Linked DNA regions of Homo sapiens: region 1 is linked to region 2. Evidence: chromatin loops called from intact Hi-C (ENCODE). Cell type or tissue: ascending aorta. All regions are shown on one strand. Links, peaks and the distances in the headings refer to the core of each region. The heading gives the core; the rest is flanking DNA. Region 1 has its middle 24 kb from the start of CD28. Region 2 has its middle 49 kb from the start of RAPH1.

Region 1 (2,803 bases), core at 151-2,650, 98 kb before region 2:
ATCCTGGCATGAATAGGCCATCACTTGGCGGCGGCAGACAGCACCTGTTTATGGTGTCTAGTCTGTTCAAATGAATTCAATGACGCTCTAATATCAAGTAATATAAAAATACCAAAGGTATGGATGTTCAATATCTCAAAGATCAGCTGAGAAATGAATCAGTATAGGGGGCCAAACTGAAACAATTTCTATTGAGAGAGAATGAAACAGAAGTGAGTTTGTTTTTGCGTTATTAGCAGAAATTGTGATATATTACTACCAAATTATGATTAAGTCATAGCAAAAAAAGTATTTGAGTTGAAAAATATTAATTCTCCTTTATGAAAAAACAAAATATCTTCTAAACATAGATCTACAAACTATAGAAACTTTGAGATTTAAGCAATCTCACAAAAGTTGATTTTAGTGATTGTATATAGTACATGTGTGGTGGCTGATATATAATGTTCACACACACACACACACACACACACACTACAGGGTACAGGACAATAAAATCTTAACAATGATTTTAATTACGAAACTCTTCCAAATTCCAATTTAGGTCTCTGGTCAGGGAACATTAGGACATCCTTTTCCTGTTTCTGCCTTGTCCAAAAGCTGGGACAAACTCTTGGAGGGGGTCCAGGATGTCAGGAAGAAATTATTTTAAGTGTTGTTATGTTTGGGAGGGGCAGCAAGGCAACATGAATTGAGCTCTATATCTACATCCACGTATAGCAAAATAAAGCATGCCCCGAAAAGACTCTGCTTTGTTCATTTCTGGCAGTGGGCAAGGGAAATTGCACAAATGTCCTACACAAAACCTTAGTCACTCCTTCCTTCATTCCCTTAGCACGGTATATGTCCCTCCATTAGCACTTACCTCATTCATTACACTGTAATTATTTGCTCACAGGCCTGTCTCCAGCATTGGCCTGTGACATGGGAAAGAGTTAAGAATACTAGCCCCGGAGCCAGATTGCCTGGATTTGAATCCTAGCTCTGCCATTAACTAATTTCTGTGACTTTAAGCAAGTCCCTTAACTTTTCCAAGCCTCAGTGTCTCCATCTGTAAAAGTTAGTAATTATCTGTTTAATATGATGCCTGTGAATGTTTTAAGACAAATGAGTGAAAACTACATCCCATTTTAAGGCACATCTTGAATAACTGTTAGCTGTTCTTAGTATCACCATCTAGAGATAAACTGCATCCTTTTCATCTTTGCATCCCCAGCCTTCATAGTGTGGCTAACTCCTGAAAGTCTGTAAGTTGAATGAACTAAAGAATGAGAAAATGTGGTGGAGAAAAGGCAATCCCCTCCAACGCCCTTAATTCACTCCTCTCCAAAGCAGCAGAAAAGCCTGGTAAGTTTTGAAAGAATAGGTATGTGTGGCCCAGCCCCACCCGGCTTCCTCTTGAGCATAAGCTGCCTTCATGGGGCCCTTGCCAGACTCTACCCTTCCAGCTTTGCCCTGGTGAGTAATAGGCCTACCCCTTTCTTCCCCATCTTCCCCTGGGGGACCAATTGCCCACAAAAAGCAAACACTCAAGGCTGGGTACAGTGGCTCACATCTGTAATCCCAGCACTTTGGGAGGCTGAGGCAGGCAGATCACTTGAGGCCAGGAATTTGAAACCAGCCTGGCCAACATGGCAAAACCCCACCTCTACTAAAAATACAAAAACTAGCTGGGCACAGTGATAGACGCCTGTAATCCCAGCTACTTGGGAGGCTGAGGCAGGAGAATTGCTTGAACTCAGGAGATACAGGTTGCAGTGAGCCAAGATTGCACCACTGCACTCCAGCCTCGGCAACAGAGCAAGACTCCATCTCAAGAAAAAAAAAAGTAAACACTCTCTACTTTCCTCCAGGAATAGACTCTCCCTGACATGGTTTGGTGCCATCTGAGACTGGGTAGGAAAGACTGATGAATTCTGGGCTCGGCTAGTAGATTTATAGGTCCTTACACTAAGCCATTCCTCCAACCTAACTTGACCAATCACTAACATGGTATTTTGGCTTTCATCTGCCAGTCATTTGGATCATTCCCCAGTATGTTCTGTTTCTTGGGCCCTCTCCAAAACTCTAACAGTGGCTTAATAACAAGAAGTATTTTTTAAGATTTTTAATTTTTCAGAATTTTAATACAGGGCTGCTCCTGGGAGAAACTGAAAGTACCCAGATTTCTGGAGGACTAACAGTCGAAAAAATAGGGTACTGGCATTAGCTGGGTGCAGTGGCTCACGCCTGTAATTCTAGCACTTTGGGAGTCCGAAGCAGGTGGATCAAGGTCAAGAGATCGAGACCATCCTGGCCAACATTGTGAAACCCCATCTCTACTAAAAATACAAAAATTAGCTGGGTGTGGTGGCGTGTGCCTGTAATCCCAGCTACACAGGAGGCTGAGGTAGGAGAATCACTTGAACCCAGGAGGCAGAGGTTGCAGTGAGCCGAGATTGCACCACTGCACTCCAGCCTGGTGACAGAGCGAGACTCCGGCTCAAAAAAAACAAAAACAAAAACAAAAACAAAAACAGGGTGTTGGTTGTTCTCTTTTTGCCTGTCCAGATCTATTTTTAGCTCTTCTCTTCTTTGCTGCCTCTCAGGAGTTGACCACCTTGGACCGCCTCATCTAGGCTTTCTTGCCTTCTGGCTTCCAGCTGGGCTCCACCAATTGCAGGAGATTCAAGGGTGAAAAGAGAGAGAGACCAGAGTATTTGCTCTGTCTACTCTTTCCCTAAGTGGTTGCATTCCTCTACTTATGTCCACAGCTCCTCTTGGATGCCCCTCTCCCAGGGCTACTGTTCTTTCTGGGTCTCTA
Region 2 (2,803 bases), core at 272-2,771:
GAGTAGAATAATAGGCAGATGGGTGGCTAAATGCATGGAAGAAAAATAGCAATGGGGACTCCTAGAGCAAGTAATATTCAGAAACCCAGGCAGCAAGCAGGCCTGGCAGCTGGTAGCTGGAACCCTGCTTGGAGAGTGGAGCTTACGGGCATGCAAATTAGCAAGATCAAGGCAGAACCTCTGTTCCAGAAGAACTGAGGACTTGACCAGAAATTTAGGCAGAGACTAAAGATGCAGGAAAATAGGACAAAGACTCATTTACTAGGACAAAGATACCAGGTAGAAATTTGACCCAAGGAATGAGACAAATGTTCATTAGTGGAAGTAAGTTGTGGGCTAAGGCCTGCACTAATGCTGCACTGATGCTGAGCAGCCAAACTCTGGCTTTTTTTTTTTTTTTTTAATTCTCCTGACTTCGGAAATGTCCCCATACCTTGGACAGACCTGAACAGAAGCAAAAGTTTGATATTGCTAATTGGACAAGGTACTCCTATAATACCCTGTATATAGCTCGATTGCTGCACTTATTTACTTAAATGTTTACATAGCACTTACTATGTTTCAGACACTCCCCTACATAGTCATAAATATTAACTCCTACAACAACCCTAGGTACAATGACAGTTGCCACTTGACAAATAAGGAAACTAGGCATAGAGAAGTGAAGTTATTATGAAGTCCAAGGTCACACAGCTAGTAAGTGGCTGAGTAAGAATTTGTACCCAAACACTCAGGCTCAAAGTCCATGTTTCTAACCATGACCCCACACCATTTTGCTACCTTTGTCATATCCACCTGTGTTTCTCTTCACCTCTAGAGTCTAATATATAGTCATGAGGTGCTATCAAGAATCTAGTCAGGCTAGGCATAGTGGGTAACATAGCAAAAAATAAAAATAAAGGGCTAGCCGCGGTGCTGTAATCCCACCACTTTGGGAGGCCGAGGTGGGTGGATCACTTGAGACCAGGAGTTTGAGACCAGCCTGGGAAACATGGTGAAACCCCATCTCTACCAAAAATACAAAAATTAGCTGAGTGCAGTGGCGCCCACCTGTAGTCCCAGCTATTCAGGAGGCTGAGGCGCAAGAATCACTTGAACCCAGGAGGCAGAGGTTCCAGTGAGCTGAGATAGTGCCACTGCACTCCAGCCTGGATGACAGAGCAAGACTCTGTCTCAAAAAAATAAAATAAAATATTAACTGGGAGTCTTAGTTACTTGGGAGCCTAAAGCAAAGTTGTGGGGAGTGGGGAGAGTTGGGGGGTCGCTTGAGCTCAGGAGGTTGAGGCTGCAGTGAGCTATGATGGTACCACTACTCTCCAGCATGAATGACAGAGTGAGACCCTGTCTCAAAAAAAAAAAGAAGAAGAAGAACTTTGGTCATATTTACATTCCCAATGCTTAGTGCAATGCCTAGTGTATAGTGGGCCTTAATACATGCCTAAGTGGTGAATTAATAAATGAATATGTGCTCCACATATTAAATCCACAAACTGCAGATCCTTGACAGAGGGAGCAACAAGGAGATACTGGATTCACTTAGCATAATCTGCAACACTGCATGACACAGCCAGCCTCCAAGACAAGAAGTGGCTACTGGAGCTGCACAGAGGAGGTGCTGGGGATATGGCTCATAGCAGAGGCTGTGGGTCAGTACCTTAAAAAAGTAGCTGAGGTCAGAGGAGGCTGGGGCACAGGAAATGGTTGTACAATGATCTGCTACTTATAAATGCCCCACCTCCCACTCACTGTGGCATTTTAGAGGTTCTGCCCCACACCTGAGAGAATATGTGGATTTAGTCAACCACAACTTGTGTACAGAAATGATTGTTGCCATAGATCATTGTCAGTAGTCTTACACGATTGGCACAGGACCACCTACGATTAAGAGTCAGCTATAATAGGCACAATTTGAATTCAACCATCAAAAGGACAGAATGATATTTAAATATAGAACTGATTTGCCTAACAGCTTAAAAGCCAGGAAAGTCTTTTTTGAGAAAAGTCTTCATAAATGTTTGAGCATTTAATGGGCCTTTTTTTTGGCTTTTATACACAGATACGGATACACCTAGAAGTAAAAGTGGACAGATGGCACATCCACACATTTCTCACTCCCTTATAAATCCTTCTCCAGCCAGAAGCATCAAGCTAGACAATGAGTCAGTAGTCAGTGAGCATCACTTGTAATTTCAAGAGAAGGAGAAAATAAAAACAGCTAATATTATTGAGCACTTACTTGTTCCTGAGTATTGATCTAAGTTCCTCACATATATTAACATTGAAACCTCACAACAATGCCCATTTCACAGAGGCAAAGAAAGAGGTATAGTGAACTTACGCAATTTGTCCAGGGTCGATTGCCAAACAATTGGTAGAGGCAGGATTCAAACTGAAGGCAGTTTGGCTCTAGAGACTGTGCTTAGAACTATAACTTGTATAAATAATCCACTTTGTACAGCTAATATTTGAAAGACTAGAATGAAAGACTGGCTTCTAACATCCACACTCAACTCACCTTCAGACACCCATTTGGAGCCCACTGTGTAGATAAATGCTCATGACCGTGCTAAATTACCAGGTTGCTTATCCTCTTGGTTTAATAGACGCAAAGGAGTGTAAGAATTTCAAAGGGCTTGCATACATGCAAATATAGTTTCAGGATAGAGCCTTTTCTGGTTAGAGGTGGAGCAAGAAAAGATCCAAGAAATGTTCTGTCCAGGATATGACAATGAACTTTGTTCCATGCTACTGAACCGCACAATCTACTACTTAAATCGACTGGTTTTTTTTTTCAAGGCACTAC

The links. Hi-C counts contacts between places; a loop is a spot of excess contacts. Peaks named below come from ENCODE experiments on the same cell type or tissue, not always from the same donor. Only the 100,000 strongest peaks of a DNase experiment are listed, where the experiment ranks them.
Region 1: it touches region 2 in a loop (7-fold over the local background); 6 of 110 quality-filtered maps call a loop at or near these places.

Annotation. Positions count from the first base shown.
Region 1 is chr2:203,680,811-203,683,613 of GRCh38, reverse strand. No RefSeq gene overlaps it. Among named protein-coding and RNA genes, the nearest start is that of CD28, 24 kb to the left of the region's middle. In ascending aorta, for the core only: no CTCF peak of the experiment used is centred there; DNase peaks (open chromatin) are centred at 753, 1,443 and 1,843; H3K4me3 peaks cover 1,244 bases; H3K27ac peaks cover 2,500 bases.
Region 2 is chr2:203,582,820-203,585,622 of GRCh38, reverse strand. No RefSeq gene overlaps it. Among named protein-coding and RNA genes, the nearest start is that of RAPH1, 49 kb to the right of the region's middle. In ascending aorta, for the core only: no CTCF peak of the experiment used is centred there; a DNase peak (open chromatin) is centred at 1,652; H3K27ac peaks cover 2,169 bases.